Regions from separate parts of the Mus musculus genome. Here regions 2, 3, 4 and 5 are each linked to region 1. Evidence: chromatin loops called from intact Hi-C (ENCODE). Cell type or tissue: heart. All regions are shown on one strand. Region 1 holds the start of Ttll4 (tubulin tyrosine ligase-like family, member 4). Region 2 holds the start of Zfp142 (zinc finger protein 142). Region 3 holds the start of Usp37 (ubiquitin specific peptidase 37). Region 4 holds the start of Cyp27a1 (cytochrome P450, family 27, subfamily a, polypeptide 1). Region 5 holds the start of Rnf25 (ring finger protein 25).

The links. A loop is a pair of places that touch in the nucleus more often than their neighbours do. Peaks named below come from ENCODE experiments on the same cell type or tissue, not always from the same donor. Only the 100,000 strongest peaks of a DNase experiment are listed, where the experiment ranks them.
Region 2: it touches region 1 in a loop (2.0-fold over the local background); 3 of 42 quality-filtered maps call a loop at or near these places.
Region 3: a loop joins it to region 1, with 2.5 times the contacts of the local background. A loop is called at or near these places in 2 of 42 quality-filtered maps.
Region 4: a loop joins it to region 1, with 1.9 times the contacts of the local background. A loop is called at or near these places in 2 of 42 quality-filtered maps.
Region 5: a loop joins it to region 1, with 2.0 times the contacts of the local background. A loop is called at or near these places in 4 of 42 quality-filtered maps.

The regions. Positions count from the first base shown.
Region 1 is chr1:74,659,789-74,664,788 of GRCm38, forward strand. It overlaps Ttll4 (tubulin tyrosine ligase-like family, member 4), which reads left to right and starts at 1,914. Exons shown (of 20, transcript NM_001014974.2): 1 at 1,914-2,101. In heart, CTCF peaks have their summits at 1,970 and 4,733; a DNase peak (open chromatin) is centred at 1,903; H3K4me3 peaks cover 2,224 bases; H3K27ac peaks cover 2,087 bases.
Region 2 is chr1:74,586,306-74,591,305 of GRCm38, forward strand. It overlaps Zfp142 (zinc finger protein 142), which reads right to left and starts at 1,723. Exons shown (of 9, transcript NM_001310668.1): 1 at 1,259-1,723. Bcs1l (BCS1-like (yeast)) reads left to right here and starts at 1,984. Exons shown (of 8, transcript NM_001305652.1): 1 at 1,984-2,088; 2 at 3,181-3,573; 3 at 3,655-3,794; 4 at 3,960-4,154; 5 at 4,366-4,429; 6 at 4,655-4,824. The coding sequence starts at 3,254. In heart, a CTCF peak has its summit at 1,889; DNase peaks (open chromatin) are centred at 1,136 and 1,876; H3K4me3 peaks cover 2,709 bases; H3K27ac peaks cover 1,678 bases.
Region 3 is chr1:74,503,876-74,508,875 of GRCm38, forward strand. Usp37 (ubiquitin specific peptidase 37) reads right to left here and starts at 1,946. Exons shown (of 24, transcript NM_001310662.1): 1 at 1,785-1,946. It overlaps Cnot9 (CCR4-NOT transcription complex, subunit 9), which reads left to right and starts at 2,185. Exons shown (of 8, transcript NM_021383.5): 1 at 2,185-2,586. The coding sequence starts at 2,563. In heart, no CTCF peak of the experiment used is centred here; a DNase peak (open chromatin) is centred at 2,066; H3K4me3 peaks cover 3,574 bases; H3K27ac peaks cover 2,544 bases.
Region 4 is chr1:74,710,472-74,715,471 of GRCm38, forward strand. Cyp27a1 (cytochrome P450, family 27, subfamily a, polypeptide 1) reads left to right here and starts at 3,064. Exons shown (of 9, transcript NM_024264.5): 1 at 3,064-3,420. The coding sequence starts at 3,160. In heart, CTCF peaks have their summits at 1,709 (motif pointing right) and 2,754; DNase peaks (open chromatin) are centred at 2,930 and 4,060; H3K4me3 peaks cover 1,967 bases; H3K27ac peaks cover 1,546 bases.
Region 5 is chr1:74,598,422-74,603,421 of GRCm38, forward strand. Rnf25 (ring finger protein 25) reads right to left here and starts at 2,976. Exons shown (of 10, transcript NM_021313.3): 1 at 2,904-2,976; 2 at 645-719; 3 at 272-371; 4 at 109-176; 5 at 1-10. The coding sequence starts at 2,944. It overlaps Stk36 (serine/threonine kinase 36), which reads left to right and starts at 3,034. Exons shown (of 27, transcript NM_175031.3): 1 at 3,034-3,192; 2 at 3,608-3,780; 3 at 4,717-4,857; 4 at 4,976-5,000. The coding sequence starts at 3,697. In heart, no CTCF peak of the experiment used is centred here; a DNase peak (open chromatin) is centred at 2,990; H3K4me3 peaks cover 1,802 bases; H3K27ac peaks cover 1,273 bases.

The sequences.
Region 1 (5,000 bases):
GCCTGTATACTTATTTTGTGTACCATATTTTCTCTTTGCTCCTACTCTCTCTCCCCACTTTACTTCTGATAGCTTGTCCTGAATTTCATCTAGAATCCGCCCTGCCTTAACCACTTGATAACATGTGAAAAGGAACAAAAGGGCTTCTAACACTAGAAAAAATTCAAGGCCAAACATAACTTGTAAAGCCATTTTCCACTTTACTTCTGATAGACTGTCTTGAATTTCCTTAGAAAGTTCAAGGCCAGGCTTACCTCGTAAAGCTATACTCACTGGTACTCTCGTTCCCCAGCTGAAAAGTTCTGAATTCATACAGTTGAATCCTTCTTAACAGTCTGCTTTACGGGAACCTTTATTACCGCGACCCGCAGTTCTGGTTCTGGAATGAGGGATCTTCCTTGCGCCAGTCCCGAGTTTTTTCTCGTCCCGGAATTCGGCACCAATTGTTATTAGACGCGTTCTCACGCCCGGCCAGGAAGAACACCACAGACCAGAATCTTCTGCGGCAAAACTTTATTGCTTACATCTTCAGGAGCAAGAGTGTAAGAAGCAAGAGAGCAAGAAGCAAGAGAGCAAGAAGCAAGAGAGAGAGAAAACGAAACCCCGTCCCTATTAAGGAGAATTCTCCTTCGCCTAGGACGTGTCACTCCCTGATTGGCTGCAGCCCATCGGCCGAGTTGACGTCACGGGGAAGGCAGAGCACAAGTAGTCATAAGATACCCTTGGCACATGCGCAGATTATTTGTTTACCACTTAGAACACAGCTGTCAGCGCCATCTTGTAACGGCGAATGTGGGCGCGGCTCCCAACATTTTTCTTCAGCTCCAGCACTCCCATTTTGTCTAAGAAAGTTCATTTATACTGTATATTGGTTAAAATTCTGAATTTATCTGATTCTATAGCATTACTCAATTGTTTTCCTCTATATCCTGTATACTGAAGTTAGAGTCAATGCTTGATTAGATTCAGCTTTTAAATTGTTAAAATTTAACATTTTGTAAAATAAGCCATACTTTATAAATATTGCTGTGTAATCCAAATCTCATCAGGAGACAAACTAGATAATTGCCCTAGATTTCCTGATCTAAAATTGATAAGTAACCCTTTCATAGTTCAACATCTGTCAATGACTGTTGCTTAAGTATTTTGCTACTAAGTTCAAATTGTTTTCACCAGGCTAGTTTTTCTCTGCATAGCCCTAGCTGATCTGAACTCACTCTGCAGACCAGGCTGTCCTCATACTCAGAGATCCACCTGCCTCAGCCTACCGAATGGTGGGGTTAAAGAAGTGCACAACCGGTGCCCAGGCCTCATCAGGTTAGTTATATCGTTAATTATCATAGCCTGTTTGAGAAAGCTCCTTTTGCCATCCAGCTGACTTTATAGTTCTCTAAATTTAATAGATCCAGCGACATCTGAAACAGGGGGATCTATTCTGCGTGGAGAGATTATGAAAGGACTCACACTTAGGTAAAGTTCTCACTCGAAGCCCATAAAACTGGTAGTTGTAGTTATGTCTTGCTTTGTCTCGTCCCGCTCCGTGTTTGGATTTAGGGAAAGGTGAGTGGGAGAGAGTTAAAGTGCCTTGAGCCACTTCCTCTTACTTGCCTCAAACTCATGGAATTTTGGTAGGAATTCTTTAATAGAGTCTTGGCGCTGTATGGTCAGAGTCCATAGTGGTTAGGTAGAATGAATCGTGGATTCCCAGAACGGAGCCTTTACTTGCAGGACTACAGTTCCCAGAATTCCGCTCGCAAGAGTTCCACCGTGTCGACAAGTTTGCGCGTGCGCAAATTCCTTGCACTTTCTCTCTCCCTCCCCCCAAGTCCCTCCTTCTCCCCCCCCCCCCCCCCCCATTCTCTAGGCTGCACAAGGGCTGGGATTCGGCGCGCTTGCCTCGGGCCCTCCCCCTCCCATTCCTTTCTGGCCTTAGATCTGTCCGCTGGGGGCGCGCTCTGTGTGGGACAGAAAGCGGCAGAGCGTGGGTCGCGTGGCGGAGCTTGGTTGCTAGGGACACCTGAGGTCGCCCGCTCGCCCAGCAGGCGCAGCGAAGAAGCGGCGCGGAGCCGGCGTCCAGTCGCGGCGAAGTAGGGTACCGTAGGTGAGTGTGGTCGCAGAGCTGGTGTCCGACCCCGGCCGGCCGTTCCCGCGTGCCTCGGCCCCAGCCCTTGGCACCGGCCCCCAACCCCGCTTCCGGTTCGCCACCTCGCCTTTCTCTGGTGAGTCGGAGACCGGGGCCTCCTCCCGGGCCCTCTCTCGAGTCCTCCTCGGCAGCCTCCACGCGGGGAGAACTTCGTTGGCTTCTCCTCGGGCGGCCCGAGCCCCACACCCTTCTCGGTCCTGGTTTCAGCGTGTCCTCTTTCCCGCCGCGCTGCGGTTTAAATTCTGGCTTGGGTTGAAATCCCGGCTCTTTTCAGGGCCTGCTTTTTCCTGACCCCACTCTGAGTTATCCATACACACTTTCCTACATTCCAGAAGCTGAGATCCTAATTTAACTCATTTATCCAGCCATTTTTTTTCATTTAATAATTTACAGCTTTTATAAACATCGACAAGTAGGTAACGAGTGAAGCCACTATGTAAGGTTCCTAGGGAGGGTACATTGGTGAGCAAGACAAACGTGTTTTCGAGAGTTTATAGAACAAGAGATTTTTAATCAAGAAAGCATTTGCCATACTGATGTATGTGCTGTGGTAGAAGTGAAGCGCTTAACCGCGATTTGTTTGGAAAAATACGTCACCCCACCTTCAGTCTTTACATTCCGGTTCTGAATCTTGGAAATGTTTTAATCAGCATTTGAAACCCTTCCTTTATGGAGTCATTTTGAATATTCCGAATCTCAATTTCAGCGCCTGTTGATTTGGCCAATCAGCAGTAATCTGGAGGAGCCTTTAAGAGCAGGTACCGTTGGATCCTATGCCTTCAATTGTTGCAATACTGAGATTATTTGCATAAAAACTATTCCCTTTATTGTCTGGAAAGTTACTAGCGATTTACTGATTAGACTCTAAGCCTGGCCCTGAAAGTTATCAAATGTTCTCAGGGAGTGAAGAAGTGGGAAGATATTCAAGTTACAAAGTAGCTTTAGAAAGATACAGCATGGCCTGAACAGAGGTCCGAGCTCAGTTGTGTTTGTTGGGAGCCATTCTGTGAGCTGGGCTTATTAGGGCCCAAGACTTAACTTAAAATGAATCTATTTCCTGACTTGTAGTTTCCAAGTGACTTTAGTTTTTTTGTTTGTTTGTTTTTGTTTTTGAGACAGGGTTTCTCTGTGCAGCCCTGGCTGTCTGGAACTCACTCGATAGATCTTGAACTCAGAGATGCACCTGCCTCTGCCTGCCCTGCCCTTCCCATCTTTTTAAGGTCCTAGGGATTGAACCTTGGGAGTTACACATTCTAGACAGTCAATCACTACCACCAAATTAAAAGTCTCAGGCCTGGAAGGTTTTGTGGGACCATGGGATTTTAAAACTTATTTTAAGTAAAACATGAGCAAAAGTATTTAGTAAGTTCGTTTGCTCTTTTTCTCTTCTTACTTTCTTCTTTTGTTTTGTTTTGTTTTGTTTTTCTAGACAGAGTTTCTCTGTGTAGCCCTGACTGACCTGGAACATTCTCTGTAGACCTCGAACTCAGAGATCCAGCTTCCTCTGCCTCCTGAACGCTGGGATTAAAGCTCTGTGTTACCACCTATGTAATCCCAGCAATAGTTTCTTGTTGTTTGTTTGTTTTTTGAGACAGACTCTATGTAGTCCTGGCAGTTTCTTAGTCCAGCTTGAGAATACACACTTTTTAAAATTCTTAGGGGAAGAGATGAGTATATTCTTTGTAAAGATAAAAAAGCAGGGAAATAGCATCAGGGTTGTGTGTAAGAGTATAGAAGGGGTGGGTGACGGATAGGTTGGTCAAGAAAGATTTCTGGCTAGAACCAAGTGATAGAGTCTAGAAATGATGCAGTTTAGGGTTCTTGATTGATTCATTTTCCCTGCCAGTTTAAGAATTAAAAGGCAGGGGAAATCTGAATACAACAGATGACAGCAGAGAACCGCAGAAAAAAAGCCAGTTAAAGGAAGACCTTTATTGAGGTTGAGAAATAGAGGGGAAAAAAAACCTCTATAAAACAGGCGTTGCCTTTACTCCACCTATTTCTGCCTCTCCAGTGCTGGGATTACAGGCTAGTTCCAATATTACACAGTACTGATTTTTTTAAATGTAGAAGGTATATCTCAAGGAACTGAATTATTACTCCACGTGGGAAAAATTAATAGATCTATTATTAACACATTATGGTTAGTATAAATGATTTTAAATGAAAATGTTTTTGAGAAGAATAGAATTGGGTGTGGTTTTTATTGTATATTAAGAGAAGATAATGGTTGGAGAGATGGCTCAGCGGTTAAGAGCACTCACTGACTGCTTTTCCAAAGGTCCCGAGTTCAAATCCCAGCAACCACATGGTGACTCACAACCATCTGTAACGAGAACTGTTTCCCTCTTATGGTGTCTGAAGACAGCTACAGTGTACTTACATATAATAAATAAATAAATCTTTAAAAAAAGAGAAGATAACTGGATTTTCATACATATTTCTGCATTCACTGAATTTTGATGTTTGTTTTTGAGTTAAGATTTAGGGGCTGGAGTGGTTAAGAGTGCTGGCTGTTCCTCCAGAAAACCAAGCTCACTGCTGTTTATAGTTTTCTGGCCTCTTTGGGTATTGCATCCTGTTGTGCACAGACATACATGCAGACAAAATACTTATATACATAAAACAACAGAAATATTAAAAAGAAGATAATTTAGCCTTAGATGGTTACAAGAGGGCCTAAAATGTTCGAAGGGGTTTGTAGGTATTGTACTTTGGTATCATATAAAAGAAGGATCAGCTTGGCTGGTAGATCTTTGTTATTTTCTTCCATAGAGTTGAGGTTTCACTGAGTAGCCCAGAACTTTCTAGAATTTTAAGATTCTCCTGCATCAGTCTCACAAGTATGGGATTACTA
Region 2 (5,000 bases), 73 kb before region 1:
TTTGTATGTAGTTCTGTCAGAAACCACACTGTGCTGTTGTTTCTCTATCAATCTCCCTTCCTAGATGTATAGTTCAGCTGTCCAGAAAATGGTGGTGGACTCCCTGAAGCTGGGGTGCTTGTCAGACACCTGATTTGGGGGGCTGAAAACTGAACTCAGGCTCTCAGAAAGAGCAGCATTTACTCTTAACCACTGAGCCATTTCTCTAGTCTCACACTTTTTAAAAAATGTGTTGTTAGGGATCAAACCCAGGGCTTTGTGCATGCCAGGCAAGCACTGTACAAATGATCTATCCCAATACTGAATGTGGAGCTTTGAGGAGTTTATTGGCATTTTTCACTTCACTGGACCCTAAGCATCAACAAGCTAGGTAAGTTAGACAAAATGGAAATTCTAGTGGACCAGCTGAGTTGCAGTAAACCCAGATCTTTTAAACTAAGGTATCAAGCCAGTGGTTCCTCAAATACAAGGTAAATTTCCAATTCACTAACTTACTAAAGCCTCCAGTGGGAACACAACTGAGAAACAAAGGTATTAAACTGCATGTCCTGTTCAACTCGACTGAAATAAATGAGATAATCTTTTTAAACTTCCAGGACTCAGGAGGCAAAGGCAGGCAGGTATCTGTGAATTTGAGGCCAGCCTGGTCTACATAGTGAGTTCCAGGACAGAGCTAAACAGTGAGGCCCTGTTTCAAACAAAACTGGGTCACTGAGTATGTGCCAGGTGAGAGTGGCTAGTTCTCATTCTACAGAATCCCTCCACGTAAAAACAGCACGAGGGCTGTAGGGATGGCGCAGTGATGAAGAGCACTGACTGCTCTTCCAGAGGTCCTGGGTTCAATTCCCAGCAACCACATGGTGGCTCGCAACTATCTGTTAATAGGATCCGATGCCCTTTCTCCTGTGTCTGAAGAAAGCAACCGTGTACTCACATACATAAAATAAACAAATATGTCTTTAAAAAGCATAACAGCAGGAACAGACAGCAATTCAAGAAGGAGGCAGGGAAGTGCACTTCCGTGGTCAGCGAGGCTTTTTGGAAATCACAGCCCCCACGGACTACTAATTATTGCTGCTCTAGGCGGTCTTCCAGCCCATCACATGGCCTCAGGAAGATGCGGGGGAGGAGGTAGGAGAGAGCCAGAAAGAAGTAACGTGCTTTTGAGACTGGAGAAGCAAGGGATACCGAAGCCTGGGGAACAAGGCAACCCTGCGTAGGCACCTCAGTTCCCACGCGCCTCTGGGCTTTGACTCACCGTGTAGCCTTGAGTCGATGCACTTGCCTCGCTTCTCAGGACCTCAGCTTTCCTGTCTGTAAAGTGGAGGCGGCGGCGACGACAGCTTTTACACTGTGGGGCGACAGCCAAGTCACGAGATACAGCGGAGGAGAAAGGCGTTTTGGAACCTGCAAGGCTTGGGATGATGCATCGTCACGGTTCTGGTCCTGAGGAGAGGCAGCGGATACCCGGGCGGGGCCCGGAGCTGTGACGCGACTGAGACGCCCGAGTCCAGCAGAGATGCGCCCGCGCCCCTCTCACCGGCGCGCTCCCCGCAGCACCTCCTCCCGCGGGCTCCACCTCCAGGGCCCACTCAAGCTGGAGCTAGAGAAACTTTTACCTTCAGCTCACAGCGCCCGCACTTCCCCTGGTTCCCGCCGACAGCCGCTCTCTCACCTCCTACCCGTGGGCTGGCGGGAGCTGCATCTCTATGGTCCGACTGGGACTGGAGTGGCTCCTCGGGGGCCTTTGATGTGGCCGCCCCCGGCCCAGGCGCCTCTAGGAATCTGACGTGTGGCAGCCACTCTGTCTCTCTTCAAGGCCCGTGCTACTCTATGGTTTCCCCTCTATGTCCTTGAGTACCCCCCTTCTGAAGCCCCAAAGCGGAACCATCGAGAATTGCAGGGAAGAGTGGCAAGGACTCCGTGGTGGGTGTGGCCGGAAGTAGATGCAGCAGTCCGGGGCGGGACTAGCGGCGCTGCCTCTTCGTAGGCCCGGCGAAACCATCGAGTGTGAGGGCCAGAGAGTCATGGAGGGAAGGGGGCGGAGTGACAGATTTCTCTCTCCCACGTTCCTGGAAGCGCGAGCAGGTCTGTGTATAGGGTGTCCGGGAGTCAGCTGCTGTGTGTCAGGGTTCGGGAGCCGGGGGCCAGGAGATCTTCGTCAGCGGCTCTCCATGCAAAGGTGCTTTGGAATTCTGGATCACAGCTCCGAGCCTTAGCGGAGGTCACGGCTGTCAATTCACCAGTGGGCCGGTGTGCCAGGCAGAGGAGTGGCAGTGGAGAAGTGTTGCAAGGAGAGGTGTTCTGGAAATAATTGCCATTTTGTCCCCTTAGGCATTGTCTTAAGTTAGGCTTAGTCACATCTTAATTGGGTTGAATTTGAAAAAGGCTCCAAAAAAAAAAAAAAAGAAAAAGAAAAAGGCTCCGTGGAAGAAGTAGACTATATGATCTCAATGAAAAAGAATGCCTAGAATAAAGGGGTGGGGGTCATTCGGTACCAACAGAACTGAGAGAGCTAGAAGTAGGTAGTGATTTGCTAGTAAAGGTACGCATTCTAATGTAGGCATCCCTGCGTATCCGGCTGTGGTATTTGAACCCAATGGGAGCAAGGCACCAAGGGTGCTGGAATACAAGTGACAGAATTGTAGCGTGTCTGGGATTGGTGGGTTTGGATGATGCAGGTGCTGAAGGTCCATTCAAATATCACCTCAAGAACCAAAATAACTTGCAAGAAATAGTTTAGGTGAGAAGTAATAAATGTCTGTACAGGACATTAGGAACGGGGTGTAAGGGAGAGGATATTTGAAAGACATTTCTGATGGTAAGGCATGTGGTCATTGACAGAGCAATGGAAAAATCACCTTTGCCGATTCCATTCAGTGGGGACCCTTCTGTCTAGCTCTTGCCAGGGACCAGAGTCTTGCCTTTCTAGTATCCTGATGTGGAGCTGGGTACATTGCTTTTTGGAATTGAGAAACTCTCCAAAATGGCCTTCTGGCAAAAGGTCTAACTGAAGAGCAAAATGGATTGAAGAGCCTGGGGTGTTTGCTGTGGCATTCCAACACCATTCCTACTCCACTGAAACACAGTCCTGCTGACCTGTCCATCTTGCTTCTGTGGGAGGGAGCGGAGCAAGATTGACTGGTCTAGTTTCTATACTAGTCTTATGCTTTCTTCCAGTTCTGCTACAATCCATCCCTCGGTTTTGACAGTGCCTCAGAGCCTATAAGCATCTGTGCTGCTTCTTTTCAAGATGCCATTTTCAGACTTTGTTCTGGCCCTTAAAGACAATCCCTACTTTGGGGCTGGATTTGGGCTGGTAGGTGTGGGTACGGCTCTGGCTATGGCCCGGAAAGGAGCCCAGTTGGGTCTAGTGGCATTCCGGCGCCATTACATGATCACACTGGAAGTCCCTGCCAGAGACAGAAGCTATGCCTGGTTGCTTAGCTGGCTTACCCGACACAGCACCCGCACTCAGCACCTCAGTGTTGAAACCTCATACCTTCAGCATGAAAGTGGCCGGATCTCCACCAAGTTTGAATTTATCCCCAGCCCTGGAAACCACTTCATTTGGTAAGATAGGAAACTAGGTAGGGCTCTGAGGAGAGGGTGGATCGATGGAGGAAATTGGGTCACTTTGACAATTTTATTCAGGTATCAGGGAAAATGGATCCGGGTAGAACGAAACCGAGACATGCAGATGGTAGACTTGCAAACAGGGACTCCTTGGGAATCTGTCACCTTCACGGCCCTGGGCACTGACCGAAAGGTTTTCTTCAACATCCTGGAAGAAGGTATGAGATGGGACAGGCAGGCTATCAAAGTGGGGAGGTTGGGCATCTGCTGCTTGGAGAGGAGGAATAAGGATCCGAGTCCTTGGGAGAAGGGTACCAGGTCAGAGCTCTACCTGACTGAAGCATCAGCATGATCAAGGGACTGTTTTACTTCCTTGCTCCCAGCTCGAGCACTGGCCCTGCAGCAGGAGGAAGGGAAGACTGTGATGTACACAGCTGTGGGGTCTGAATGGCGTACCTTTGGTTATCCGCGCCGACGTCGGCCACTGGATTCTGTAGTCCTACAGCAGGGTCTGGCTGACCGAATTGTCAAAGATATCCGGGAATTTATTGATAACCCCAAGTGGTACATTGACAGAGGTAAGCAGCAGCTGGAATCTAGCCGAGTTTGTAGCCAGGTGAAGTTACAGGAAATTCTAGCTCAGGTGAAAGGGAAAGAAAGCTCGTCTATGAGAATATCTTTTCTGCCTCTAGGACCACTAGCAGGGAATGGAGCTGAGGGTAGATGTGGACACCTGGGCCAGAGTACATGATTCACTGTAGGTCTTGTTTATCCTGGTTATATCCCTAGGCATTCCCTACAGACGTGGCTACCTTCTTTATGGGCCCCCTGGTTGTGGAAAGAGCAGTTTTATGTGAGTAGTCAAATTTTCTTGACTTTGAGTAACAGCCTTTGCAGAAAAACTGGGCTGAAATTATTAGAAGAGGAATGAATCTGGGAAGCAAGGATCAGGATAAACATGAGATCCATAGATATATATCAAGTGAGTGGTATAGGAAACAGGCCTTTGCAGCCTACCTCCTAGGACTCCCGAAGTCTTCAGGTTGCCTAGGACCTCCTTCCATGTCACTGTCCACAGAACAGCCCTGGCTGGAGAACTGGAACACAGCATCTGCCTGCTCAGCCTCACAGACTCTAGCCTCTCAGATGACCGGCTCAACCATCTACTGAGTGTAGCACCACAGCAGAGCTTGGTGCTCCTGGAAGATGTGGATGCTGCTTTTCTCAGTAGAGACTTGGCTGTGGAGAGTAAGTGTGGATGCTGGAGATGGGAAATCTTTTGTTTTTAGTTTAGTGTGCATGTGTGTGCAGGTGCACGTATGTGGAGGTTGGAGAACAATTTGAAGGCAGCTCTCACCTTGCACCCTTTGTCTCTCTCTTGTTGCCCTACTCCTGTCACTGCTTTCAACGTGCCTTAATATTTA
Region 3 (5,000 bases), 160 kb before region 1:
ATCCCCAGAACATTATTTTACATTTTATCTTAAAGTAATGAGCACCTTGGCAATGAGAAAGCCACTGAAGGGTTTCAAGCAAAGAAAGTATACGTTATTTGAATGAATGGATAGTGTTGAGTTTGGGAAGAAGAGAAAACAAGAAAAACAAAACAAAACAAAACCCAGGGAGATCAGATAAGAAAGTAGTGTTTTTAACTCATAATTACAATAATAATTCTTACTTGACAGATTCTGAGTGTCAATACTTTAGGGAGTTTATAGCACTCATAATAATCCACTAAGGTGAGAACTTTTGTTTATTTGTTTTTAGAGACGGGTTTTTCTGTGTACCGCCACCCCCCCAACCCCAGCTATCCTGGAACTCACTCTGTAGTCCAAGCTGGTCTTGAACTCGGAGATCCATCTGCCCCTGCCTCCCATTACCCAGGTAAGCTAAGAACTCTTACTCCTATTCTACAGGTGAGAATAGGAATAAGGGAGATCAAGTCCCTATGAAAAAGAACTGTGGTTTGAATTAGAAAAGTCAAAGTGAAGAAGGTCAGAAATAAATGCAAAACATATATTAGAAGTAAAACAGAACTTGGAAAGGATATGAACACATAGGATGAAGAAATCAAGACTGCTTCTCAAGCTTCTACCCAGTGTCACTGAACAAATGGCTATGTGTCATCAAAATGGACATGCATGCCGCTTGTGGTGTAGTGGACACTGGAAAGGAGAGAATTTGGGTACAAGAGACAGATTGACTCCAGTTTTTAAAGGTATCATATTTGAAATTCCTAAGGGGAGAAAAAATCAAGCTGAGATGTTAAGCAGACAGTTGGCTATTTGAATATGGAGCTGAAAATAAGAAAATCTCAAGTTATCAACATATAGCAGAATTTAAAGCTTAGAGAGAAATGGAAGTACAACAGGGGAGAACCCCAGTCCAAAACCAAATCATTTACCCTGACAAAATTTCTTACCAACTGATTACATCTGTCCTTGGGTCTTCAGTCCCTCCTTTTCCTTTTGCCAGTATGCAACACTATTCTTTTGAATATTCACCCAAATATTAACATGACAAATGACAAACATCATACAAACACACTAGAGCCTATCTGTCTGGCCCAGAAGCCTCCTCTAATACTTAACACAATAAACCAAAATGCCCCCTTAACATTCCCTCTTAGATTAGTTCTTTCAACTATAGACTCATCAGGTACTGTTAACTCGCCAAAGGAATATCTGAAAAACACTACAGTACAACTCTCCAACGACACGGAACTTTATTACCTTTTTATTTTTCTCCAGATTTTGATTTAAAATTGGTTCAATAGACACCGTCAGTGTCCTGGCTAGATATGGGTAGCAACCAAAGGCACGACAAAAATTACACTCCCTTTCAGCGAGTAATGTCTAAGAGGAGTAGGAAAGTAAAGAATGGTCAAGCGGGCGTGTGAATATCGCAGTCAAGGTTTTAATGGATATGTGGCAACAAAGTCACCTGTAAAGACAGCAGGCCTTGCAGGGAGGTACGCTGAGACCACCTGAACCTTGGTGAAGAGAGGCCAGATTTAGAATGCAGAAAGCAAGTGACAACACGGACGCGTTAAAGGAGAAGTAAAGGGGGCAACACTCGAACGGGGCACCTGTAAGGCATTGGGTATCCAAGGACCCGGGGCGGGCTAAGCAGCAGCCGGGAGAACTCTGAAGTGGACGCCGAGTGGGCGGACCGCAGGGGTGGGGTGGGGGTGCCGGGGAAAACGGCTCAATTCAGAAGCTGTCCCGGCTCGTCTTACCTGCGCTAGAGGGTCCCAGCTCCGGACAAGCTTGCCGGAAGCACAAAGTTCCCGCGGAGGGGGTGGAGCCGAAAGGCTCGGAAGGAAGGGGCTCTACTAGCCCCAGAGAGCGAGGCCGGTCTCTCTCCTAGCACACCTAAACCCGCTGATGGCGGGAACTATGACTACACGCAAACACGTACGGACGCACGCACTCTCGACGCAACCAGTCCAGGCGCGTGCGCGTAAGCGCGCAAGTCCCGCCCCTCAAGCATTCGCTCTGCCCCTCACCATGCCCAGCCCCTAACCCGGGCGGCCCCGCCCCCGCCGTGACGACACTGTAATACACATGCGCACCGTCCACTTTACCAACTTTGGCCCTCCTACCATTTTCCTCACGCGCAACCGCTTGAGCATGCGCAATTCGTGTCCTTCCAAGCCTGCTGGCCTTTTCCCGCCCTTGTCTGGCCTTCGGGAGAAAGTCAGAGTTCACGTCTCTCAAAGGATTTACCTGCGATGCTGTGGGGATACGAGGGCCAGTAGTTTGCAGACGTCATTTTGATCCCGAATCTGAAGGTTCAAAGAACATACTTTGAGATTATTTGCTAGGCCGAGGTCCGGGAGGCGGGAAAGGGCTGGGTGGGCGGAGGGTCAGAGGTGAGAGGTCAAAGGCCCGCGAAGGGGGCGGAGCGAGGCGGAGGCGGATGGCGGCACTTCATCTTGGGCATCAGAGCCGCTGAAGCTGGGACGCGGGTCCGGTGCGTCCGGCGGGAGGAGGAGTGCGGCGGCCGCTCCAAACATGCACAGCCTGGCAACGGCAGCGGTGAGTGGTTGCTCCCGCTCGGATGTCCGTCTCAGCCTGTTTTCTAGCTCCCAGATCCGGGCCCTGAGTCCAGCTGCTCCTGCCCCTAGTCGCAAGGTCTGGGGGTCTCCACACGCCGACCGTGGCGGAGCCGGACCCCCGCTGTTCCCTCTCATCCCCTCCCGCCCCCTCTCCTGGCCTGGCGCGCGGCCTCTCGCGTTGTTTGCCAGCGCCAAGGCCTGGTCCCGCGCCCCGCGCTGCCCCAGCAGGCCATTCATTGATTCCTTTGCGCCTGGCGTCAGTTTATCTGGACGCGGGTTGTGAATGCTGGGCGTCGGCGGGGATGAGGATACTGCCACGGCCATTCGCTCTGGTCCCGTGATCCTAGACTTCCTCGCCTAGGCACATCTCAGTGGTTCGGAAATGGGCTTCTAGCTCAAGCCACTTGCTTTTTGCATGAGGAAAGACTTCCTCACGCCTCGCGTTTTATCTTTTAACAAGAAAAGCAAATCATGTATTATACCTCCCTAGAGTCGTACTATGGCTTTCGGTTAAATTTAGAGAAAGTAGACTCCTTCCCTGGCCTACAAGCCCTGTATGATGTGGTCCTTAGTCACGTTTATGGGCTTGGTTTTTGTCACTTGCTCCCTAAGCTCCGACCAAGAAGTATATGAACTTTTCTGTTACATATTCTCTACCTGGAATGTCTTTCTTAGGACTCTGCCTCCATACATACACACAAGTTTACCTCAGAGTGACTTTTTCCGACCATATTCATAGTAGCTTGTAACCCCAACATTTTCTCATATAGAGCACCGATCCCACGGTTTAATTACTAGACTTTTATATTTTATTTTACTTTTACTTGTGGGTTGTCTGTACTCTGTAAGTCAGGGGCAAGTATTTGGTGAGGCCTGTTCACTTGTTTTCCCCACCACTGGGACAGTTCCTACTACAGTAAGGTAAGCACTCAAATAATGCTGACTGAATGGCTACACTCACAACCATACTGGAAGCAGCATAGTTTAAAGACACTTCCAAAGGCCAGTTTCACTTTGTTTCACCAAGGGGAAATGCTATCAGGAAAATAATGTATTTAGATTACATTATGAGACAACGTAACATAATGACTAAATAAAATATGAAAAACTACCTTAACTTCAAGTATAAAAAGAAATATTTAGGACAGCCGTGCTTGGGATTTCTGTGAATTTTGAGGCCAGCCTGGTCTATATGGAAAGTTCAGGCCACCATGATAGCATAGTGATATCCTGACCAAAAAGAAAAGAAAAACATCCTCCAGAGGGTGGTGGCAGCACCTCTGTAATATCAGCTCAGACAGGCAGATCACAAGTTCAAGACCAGCCTGGCAATTTAATAAGACTATCTCAGAAAACATTTTTAAAAAGATGGGTAGAGATATTAATTATAGGAGAATATTTGATCTGGCATGTGTGACACCCTTGGTTCAGTCTCCAGAGACTCCTCCCAAAAGTAAACAATCTGATTGGCATGACAATGCTTTTAATCCCAGCACCCAGGGAAGCAGAGGCAGGCAGATCTCTGCATTCAAGGGCAGCCTGGTCTACAGAGCGTTTTATTTAGGCCAGCCTGAGATACACAGTAAGATGCAGTCTCAAAAGGGAAGAAAAAAAGCAAGCGACTCAGCTAAGTGTAACTGAGACCTAGACAGGAACACATTGCTCAGGAACCAGTGAGGTGGCCTAGTGGGTAAAGTCACTTGTTGCCAAGTGTATTGACCGGAGTTAAGTCCCCAGAACTCACAATACACACAAACTAATAAACATTCATTTAAAAAAAACTAAGAACATACTACTTCATGAAGTTGATTTCTTCTTTTCAGAGCAAGTAATATTTTATATCCTGTCTCTGTTTATACTTGTTAAAATTCTTAAGGGACTATAGTTTCCATAGGTGTGTGTGTGTGTTTATTTAAGCACAAATAAAGTATATATGTAAGCCACATACTCATTTCCTTCATTGTCAGCCTGATTGGTAACTGAAGGCCAGCTGTGTTGTTTTTTTCTGTAGTGATTTTGCAGTTCTTAGAGGAAACACTGAGAAATCTCAGCATAGTAGATTTGTTACAAAGAAACATTTCAAGCTTTCTAATGCTGTAGACCAGAAGTTTCCAGAAGCCACTGGGCAGCATGTACTTCATTTTGTTCCCATGATTATGCTAGTCATGAGAATCTAGTCTTTTAATCTTCTCCATACCTTTTGTCAATCAATACCTCCGGGTTTCCTGTCACCCTTAGTTTTGACATTGGTCTGATTGGTCCTCTTTTTGATGATCTCACTTCACCAAGGTCTGGGATGAGCCATTAAGGGAGGAAGGAAATGGCAGTCGACTGACAGACAATAATGGGAAAGAAGCCCCTAGCTGCTTTTGTTCCTTCTTTCCCAGTTATACA
Region 4 (5,000 bases), 51 kb after region 1:
ACATATAATAAATAAAAATATTTTTAAAAAAAGTCACTTGATATGCACTCACTAATAAGTGGATATTAATCCAGGAACTTAGAATACCCAAGATACAATTTGTAGAACACAAGAAAATCAAGAAGAAGGAAGACCAATGTGTGGATACTTCATTCCTCCTTAGAATAGGGAACAAAATACCCATGGAAGGAGTTACAAAGTTTGGAGCTAAGGCAAAAGGATGGACCATCCAGACACTACCCCACCGGGGGATCCATCCCATAATCAGTCACCAAACACAGACACTATTGCATATGCCAGCAAGATTTTGCTGAAAGGATCCTGATATAGATGTCTCATGTGAGGCTATGCCAGTGCCTGGCAAATATAGAAGTGGATGCTCACAGTCATCTATTGAATGGAACACAGGGCCCCCAGTGGATGAACTAGAGAAAGTACCCAAGGAGCTGAAGGAGTCTGCAACACTATATGTGGAACAACAATATGAACTAACCAGTACCCCCAGAGCACGTGTCTCTAGTTGCATATGTAGCAGAAGATGGCCTAGTCAGCCATCATTGGGAAGAGAGGCCCCTTGGTCTTGCAAACTTTATATGCCCCAGTACAGGGGAATGCTAGGGCCAAGAAGTGGGAGTGGGTGGGTAGGGGAGCAGGGCTGGGGGAGGGTATAGGGAACTTTCGGGATAGCATTTGAAATGTAAATAAAGAAAATATCTATTTTAAAAAAAAGATGAACTTTAGGTCTGGAGAGATGGCTCAGTGGTTAAGAGCACTGACTTCCAGAAGCCCTGAGGTCAATTCCTAACAACCACATGGTGGCTCACAACCATCTGCAATGGGGTCTGATGCCCTCTTCTGGTATGTCTGAAGAGATCAATGATGAATACATAAATAAATTAAAAAACAAAAAACAAAAAAAAAACATTTAAAAAAATGAACTTTAGAATCAATAAGAACGCCACACCTAGCCACATTACCTGCCAGTCGAGTTATTTGAAATCAGTATGCCTGCTTCCTCCTTCCGGGTGGCAAAAAAACAAAACAAAACAAAACTCCACGTGATATTAGAACCTGCTTTCCCATCTTTTTGATTTCTACATTTCCTGATTAAATCATCACTGAGCCTCTGCTTGTTTCTTATTGCCTCTGGGACAGGGTCTCATGTAATGTCTGTGGGCCTCAGAACTCACTGTGTGGCTGACGATACCGGGGATTAAGCACAGGACTCCATCATACTAGGGACGTTCTCTTCCACCGAACCATATCCCCAGTCCCTGTGATGCATTTGCATTTGCACGAGTCTTCATTTTCATTAAAAAATAAAATCAGATTTATTCATTTTAATCTTACGTAATTTTTTTTCCTTGCATGTATGTATGTGAACTATGTGCATGTTTGGTTGCCATGGAAATTGGAAGAGGACAGCTGATCCCTGGAGTTATGGATGGTTGTGAACCACCTGTGTCTACCTGTCCATTCAGCATACAGGTGGTGGGACTCAAACCCAAGTCCTCTACAACAGCCACAAGTGCTCTGAGCCACATCTATAGCCCTGTGTTTTTAACTTTATGAAAACTACACTTCTAGCCAGGCATGGTGGGACACACTTTTTTTTTTTAAAAAAGATTTATTGATTGATTGATTGACTTATTATATGTAAGTACACTGCAGCTGTCTTCAGACGCACCAGAAGAGGGCATCAGATCTCATTATGGGTGGCTGTGAGCCACCATGTGGTTGCTGGGACCTTCGGAAGAGCAGTTGGGTGCTCTCACCCACTGAGTCATCTCACCAGCCCGGTGGTACACACTTTTAATTCCAGCACTTAGAGACAGAAGCAGGCAGGTCTCTTGAGTTCCAGCCTGGTCTACAGAACAAGGTCCAGGACAGTTGGAGCTACACAGAGAAACCCTGTCTCAAACCAACCAAACAACCCAACAACAACAAAAGAAAACGAAACTTCCAATATACATAAAACAGTTCATGAAACAACACTTGGTTATTTTTCCCCCTTTGGGGCAAATTTTCTGTCCCATTTTATTCTTTTTGCTTTATTGGAATAGTCTGAAGCCAGGCCATGTAGGTAGGCAGTCCTTTTTAAAAATACAAATTTAAAAACTTATGGTATGTGTATGGGTGTGTTTCCTGCATATTGTCTGTGTGCCACTTGCATGCTTGGTGCACACAGAGGGGTTTCGGAGGCTGTGAACTTCCCCTCTGGAAGAGCAGCCATCTCTTCAGCCCTTCCTCTTTTTAAAAAATTGTTGTTATTAGTTTAGTTTTTTTGTTTTTTGTTTTTTGTTTTTTGTTTTTTGAGACAGAGTTTGATTATCTACCTCTAGCTGACCTGGAACTTGCTATGTAGACCAGGCTGACCTGGGACTCACAGAGTTCACTTGCCTCTGCCTCACAAATGCTGAAATTAGAGGCTTGCGCAACCATAACTGGTTCAAAATCCTTAATGCCTGCACTCTGGAGGTTGGGGCAGGAAGGTGGAGGATTGAGCCCAGCCTGGCCTACACGTCTTCAAACAAAACAAAACGGGAAAAAGAAAACAAAATCAAATCCCCAAATCTGTTCTCAAAAGCAGAAATGATACTCTTAAAAAAAAAAAATCCCTAATACCGCAATTTGTTTTGTTTTTCCTCCTCTCTGGGCCTCACGTGACTGCTGTCCCAGGTCCACAATCAGCTTCAGCCTCTGGGGAACAGCAGCGCGTTCCCGGGCCATCTGGAAAGTGAGGGACACCAGAGATGGCGCTCTGCAGGTCAAGCAAAGGCAAGCCTAGCTGGGTGGGGCCTGAGGGACTTGGAAGTTGACTGCTGTGCTCCATCTCACGACTGAGAGCCAGCGAAGTTCTTGAGAGTCCGTGGATGAGGAGGCTGCTAACTCCAGAGAGCTCCCTAGTTCATCTTGTCCACCTCTGCCTGCCTTCTTAGTAGAGGTCTTGCAGCTGGAGAAGGCGGCGTTTGTGTGTTCAGGACAGATCCTGATTGGAAGGGGTTATGAAAGGATCTGGCTAGTCCTCTATTGGCCCGCCCCGGGACCACCTCTGCCTTTAAAGTCGCCAGGTCGCAAAGCCCGAGTTCTGTCTGCCTCCTTGCCTGGATAGGGCTCATAGTCTCTGGATCTAAACTCTTGGCTTCTCGGGCACGATCCATGGCTGCGTGGAGCCGCACGAGGCTGAGATGGACGCTCCTGGACCCGCGTGTGGTGGGCCGTGGCCTCTGCCCACAAGGGGCCAGAGCCAAGGCCACGATCCCTGCAGCCCTCCAGGCACAGGAGAGTACGGAGGGTCCAGGAACAGGTCAAGACCGGCCGCGCCTGCGGAGTCCGGCGGAGCTTCCGGGGACCGGAACGCTACAATTTTTATTCCAGCTATTTCTACAAGGCTATGTGCTGCACTTGCCCGACCTCCAGGTAACCATCGGACAGAGGCATCGCCACCTGGGTCTGGGCACTGGGACAGAAAAAGAAGCTGGCTATGGGAGAGAAGAGGGATAAACAGTAAATAGAACTTAGCTCGCCACTGTCTGAGGCTCGAGCCATAAACTGGAAGGGCATGCAGGGTGCAGAGAGAATCCTTTGAGCTAAAACAGGCGATGGGTGTCACCGATCAAGAGATCATCATCAATGTGGTGGGCACAAGTTGGGAAAGGAAGAGGTTGCGTTGGGAGAGAATGACTCATGCTAGTGTATACAGTGCCCGGTGTTGGGGGAACCCTGTTACTTCAGAGATGCCATTCCCCTCCTGCTTCTTCCAAAGGAGTTAACTTTGGAAGCTACTTTGCAATCTGTAGGACACATTTGTCCACAGAAGAAAAAAACAAAAAACAAAAAAAGATTGCTTCTCAGGGAGTGAAAGAAAACACATTAGGGAGCAGGCAAAGGAATTTCTGATGTAATTGCACCTCGACACCCTGCCAGACGGAGAGGAGGGTGAGGATGGGGACAGAGAAAGAGAAATCCAGCAGCCAGGAAAGTTTGTCTGTGTAGCTATCCCTGTCAGACTCAGGAGGTACTGAGAGATGATTTAAAATAACAAAGCAAAACAAACCATTCCCTGGGACTGGAGAGAGGGCTCCATGGTTAGGAGGACATCTCTCTTTTCCAGAGGACCTGAGTCAGTCAGCACCCTTGTCAGTCAGTTTACAACCACCCAGGGGAATCTGATGTCTCTGCCCTTCCAGGACCATGCACTCATGAGCACATACCTGCTGACACACACGTGCATAGTTAAAAAGAATACAAATTGTAAGCAAGCAAGCAAGCAAGCAAGCAAGCAAGCAAGCAAGCAAGCAAGCAAGCAGGAAGCCTGGCATGGTGGCGCAACACTTACCTTTAATCCCAGAAATCAGGAGGGAGAGGCATTAGAATCTGTATAAATTACAGGCTAGCCCATGCTACATAGGCTAGCCAGTGCTACATAGTGAGAACAGAAGGGAGGGGGGAGGGAGGAAGGGAGGGAGAGAGGGTAGAGGGAGAGAGGGAGAGAGACGACAGAGATAGAGAGACACACACAAAGAGAGAGGGAATATGAGCTATTTCCTGCAGACCTGATAATCTCTAGGCCAAGAAACAAAGGAGTTGAAAGGTCCTCTAAGTTCTCTAGCTTGATTTCAACCTCTAGAAATTGAGAGGCCTGGGGAATGCCTGATGCCTAGGGTCTAGGGACTGAAGCTTCCTCAGGGGGATTTGCTCAAGATGTAATTCTAGATAGCTTTGTAAGGAGAATGGGGAAGTAAACCCGTGAATATATAGAGTTTTGGCTGTTTGCTAAGACAATGTTTTCCTATATAGTCTAGATTGGCTTTAACTCTTTCCTCCTGCCTCAGCCTCCTGAGTGCTGGGATTCTGTATATAAAGACCATCATGGCCCAGAAGTAGATTTTTTTTTTAATGATTTATTTTATTTCTGTGTGTGTGTGTGTGTGTGTGTGTGTGTGTGTGTGTGTGTGTGTGTGTTTGAGTGTTCGTGTCTGTTTGTATGAAGAGACCAG
Region 5 (5,000 bases), 61 kb before region 1:
CTGTGAGATCCTGGAAAAAACCGGAGAGGTCAATATTAAAGCGACCCCCTTCCTTCCACAGGCAGAGCTGAATTCTGAATTGTCCCTGCTCCAACTAGCCTTACTTACTTGTGGATCTGCTCATCTGAAAGTCCTCGAGGGTTACGGATGGAGATCTGTGGAACCTCGTGGGGATACTGATGCAGAAAAGCAACAAACAGCCATCAAAGTGATGCCCGCTCTAGGGACTCTCCCCTCGCCTCCATCTGCTACTGTGTGGAAGAAGAATCACCTGGACTGGGATCCGAAGAACCAGAGTAAAGCAGACAAACTGCGAATCTTGGACCTCTGCGGTGGCAGGGTGCAGAGTGATAAAGATCTCCCATGGTGATCTGCAGGGGGATGAAGTGAAAACGAAGGATGTGACTAGGCAGGGGCTTGAGAGCTAAGGAGGAGGGGGCGAGACAGTAAAGCAGGTAGAGGAATGCACGCTGGACTTGTTTCTCTGTGGTGGTGGCGGCGGCGGGGGGCGTGGGGGGGGCAATTAAAGGAATAGTAGTTAAACTTCACCTCTGTGAGGGGAGGCTCATCGTATCCTAAGTCCAGATTCTGTGCAGAACTCTCTCACGGCTGAGACCCCTGCCCACCCCTAGCTGAATACGTACCTGCCATTCCCTTTCATCACCTGTAGCTCATCCAGATAGATAGACTCTAATACTTCAACTTCAGAGGGAAGGACCCTGGAGAGTAAGGGGGAGACTGAGTCACCATTGCAGCTCTTCCTGCTGAAGCTGCCAAGGTTGATGAAGTCTGACTTAAAAAAAAAATCTGCCTGAATACATTCTCTGGCCAAATTATTTTTTAACATGGGGAAATATTTCTTCAAGTAGTTGACTGGCCAGGTAGAAAGCATGGGAATTAAATTTTTAGAGATCACACTGCTAACTTGAGAAAACACATTCTCAGAGAGTTAAAACTAACCAAACCTTAACCCAGGAGGAATGGGACCAATCAGAGCCAGGTCCTGGTTCCCTGCTTAAATTTCTACAGCTTAAGTTATCCTTTAGTGGGTTTCCCTCTGTCCTACATATATGACACCCATTCATTATTAACAAGGTTATCAATACTACTGCTGCCTACCTATACAACTGTTTAGCATGGATCCCTGTGTTCTGAGTACTGCCAATAACCTTGCCAGCACCAGCCAGTCTAAGCATCCTCAAAGGACATATCAGGTTGAACAGGTCTAGGTAGTATAAAAGCTATATTGCATTAGAAAGAGTCATAAGCCTTGTAGCTAATAGTAGAGCAGAAACTACTTACCAAGCTATGTGGTCAGGTTACTTATATTTAGAAACCTGAGTTACACTGTCTACCACCTAGTGATAATAGAGCATACTCACTAGGGCTACTGTAAGAGATAAATGATTTGTTTATATAAAGTGCACAAATGTCTGAGACACAGTATCTAGTCTAGGTGATCTACCCCCTCCCTTTAAAAGGAAACCGAGAAGGGCAGTCTGAGGACTGAGTGTGCACATAACCCTGGATGCCTAGTTAGCCCTGATCAGAGTTCATGGCCCCGATATAAATCAGAGGGTTCACATTTAAACATAGAAAAAACAGCTGTAATGACATCCAAGAAGAGTGATTGTCCACAGCCCTACCCAGGTGATATGAAACCTGTATCCACTTTCTTATACATTTCCTCTCCATCTAGAGGAAGCACACCCCAGTATCATTTCTATAGTGATGGTTATTATTAGCATTCTTCTTAAAGCTTATTTTACTACTACTACTACTACTACTACTACTACTACTACTACTACTACTACTACTAAAAGACATTCTGGCTGCTATAGACCAATGCAGCCACTGCTACTCTGTCATGGCTCAGGTGTCCCTTCATAATCTTAGAAGTCACTCACAACAGTGAAAAGCACTAGTCTGGCTGGGCTCCCTAAACCAACGGAACACAGAGGTGCAGTCTCAGTTAAGACTTCCTTCAGTACTTTGCCCACCTTAGGTCACCTGAGCCTTGGATGTAAGATACAGACCTAAATGTAAATAAGGTCATAGGTTACAGGTGGAGGTGGGGGTGGGGTGGGGATGGGGGTCCGAAATAGGCTGTCCTAATACTAACAGTATAAGGCCTTAACTCAGACAGATGTCCTTTGGTCTCTTGAGGTTTTATACTTCAGCAATTAATGAAAAGCAGGCCTATGGATATTACGAATCCATGGTGATCCATCTTCCCAACTACTCTATGAGGTAATGCCACACCCACTTTTTTTTTTTTTTAATAGCTGACACTGACTCGCAGGAGCTAGCTGGTTTGGTCAGCATCACATCAAGCTAATTAAATATGGAGTGAGCACATTTTTATCTTATGTCCAAAACCCAAAGTCTTTAAAGGCTTTTGGTTTCTTATTAAGAATGCTCGAGAGAATAGGAGAGCTTATGAGGGGAGTAAGGCTTTTCTGACAATAGTTATTAGTGCTATCAGGAATATGGGAAGATTGAGGAACGCGTAGGCAGAAATGGACTGGTCCAAGGGGCAGGATCCTAGGGGCACGAGGAGGGCGTCCGTTCCGAGAGGCGGGAGGTGTGATGAGAAGCCATCCTCCAGGGCCCAGAAAAATCACATCAGGGAGAAGTGGGGAGGGGTAGGCCCGTAGTAGGGAGCAATGGGGTCGATAAGGCGTGGGCCCAGCTGGCAAGGCCGCCGTAGACCCAGTCCCTTCTCAGATCAGCGTCCCTCCTCCCTCCGTTCCCGGTCCAGTAGCTCGCCTACGAAAGGATGTCTCTTCTATCCCTCGCCCCTTGATCCACCCTTTATGCCCGTGGTTCGGACGGTCCGAAGCTGTTGCTAGTTCCCGGCACCAGATCCAGGCAGCCAGCCAAAACCTATGACCCAAAGTTACCAGTCCTCTTCCCCAGCAGCTGTCGACGCAGACGCCGCCATGTCTTCTCCGGCTCTTGGCCGGAACCGGAAACACCTTTTGGGAAGTTAGAGGCGGAAAACTAGGGCGGGGCGGAGTAAAAGAAAGCTGACGCCGTTTCTAGGCAACTGAAGACTCTAGATCCTTTGTGGGGCCTGCTAGCCAAGCGACAGAAGTGCCCTACAAAGTGCCAATGGGCGGTTCGCATCTGTCACACACCTCTGAGAGCTTTGTCCTTTAAACTTCTAATCAGTTCCAGGGAGTAAAACTGGTAAGAGTGGGGAAACTAACGAGAGCATCAATGAGGAATGGAGAAAAGTAACGCAGGCAGCTGGGAGGCCCCGAGCAACTAGCCTGAACTCAGCCTGGGGAGCTTGGAGCGTCTAGACTGGGAGCAAGTTAGGGGACCTCTGCTCGGGGCCAGAGTGGCGGTGCTGGGCAAGCTGAGGGTGTCAGGAACCTGGGAGAGTATAGAAGGAGCGTGTGAGCATCGCTGGTGGAGAGGGGAAAGGGAACACCGGTGTGCTATGGGCACCTAACCTGGGTGGGGAGGTGGGGGTGGGGCTGGAGACACTAAGACCTGATCATCTTTCCACCCTGGTCATGATTTTGAGGCCTTGGTTATTGTGAAAAATAGAACAAAGCAAGGTTGATAACGTGTATCTTTCTCCCATGTTATGAGCCAGGCCTCCCAGATGTGTGGAACTACCCCTGGATCTATAGCTCTTTGTCACCGTCTTCTTTCTACCTTCTGAGAGACCCCGAAACCCTTGCCATGGAAAAGTACCACGTTTTGGAGATGATTGGAGAAGGCTCTTTTGGGAGAGTGTATAAGGGCCGAAAAAAATACAGTGCTCAGGTAGTAGACAAGGATATCTTTTAAATGGGATTTGGTGACCCACGTGTCCAGTAAAAACGTGGGACAGAAGGGCTGCACGGTGTTTATTTCTAGACCCTGACACCAGCATACTTCCTAGGGTATACAGGCCCAGAAATTTGACTTCTTGGAATCAGATCCCAGCCTTAGAACTAGGAACAAACTACCTAACATCCCATGCTTCCATTTCCCAAACAGTACAATGGAGGAATATTGATAGGGTCTGAGGATCAAATGTGTTTCACACTTAATCACTTAATACAATGCCTGACACCTACTGAATGACAAAAATGATCACTGTTCTTTGTATTACCTAAGAAAAGATAACACCTTGAAATCTGGTCTTCCATCTTTACCTTTTCCTTCTCCTTTCCCCAAATCTCACGCTGAGTCCTTTGCTTAGGTCAGAAAACCTCTCCCAGAGTCCCATCAAAGGAATCTATTTGCCAGTAACTGTTTCCCTTTAGTGATGGGCTGACAAAGCCAGAGTACATCCATAGTACCCGGGGGGGGGGGGGGGTTGAGGTGGGGGGTAAGTATGTGTTCACATTTATACTAAGAGTTGATCAAGAAGTATAAGTCTTGAGTTGTGGAGCTCTAAGATAAAGCTTGAAATATTTGCACAGAGAGAGAGAGAGAGAGAGAGAGCACACCAGTGAGTTTTATTGGGGTTTCTTAAACAAGTATAAGTGACGGTTTACTTACAGGATCAGAAATGACTCACAGACAGCTGTAACACCAAAGCCCGCCCCAGCATGTGTGATAGCCCATGCAAGCCGGACACCTCACACTTACAGCGCTGCTTAGAGGCAGCCTGACAGAATGGAGAGTGTCTCTGGCAGCTCAGCCAGTATGAGAGTTTCTTTGCACTTCTTGATGGTGTAGTTAGGCCTTGACTCTTCACTTTACCACTGGCAGGTGGTGGCCTTGAAGTTCATCCCCAAACTGGGGCGCTCAGAGAAAGAGCTGAGGAATCTGCAACGAGAGATTGAAATCATGCGGGGTCTGTGGCATCCCAACATTGTGCATATGCTCGACAGCTTTGAGACTGACAAAGAGGTATGTTTTGACGGTATTGGGCTTGGGTTGCCTCTCTCCAAGCCCAAGGACCCCAGGCATTTCCCAACCACAGAGTGCGTGACTGTTCTTTCAGTGTCATGTTGCCTTCTCCTCACAGGTGGTGGTGGTGACAGACTACGCTG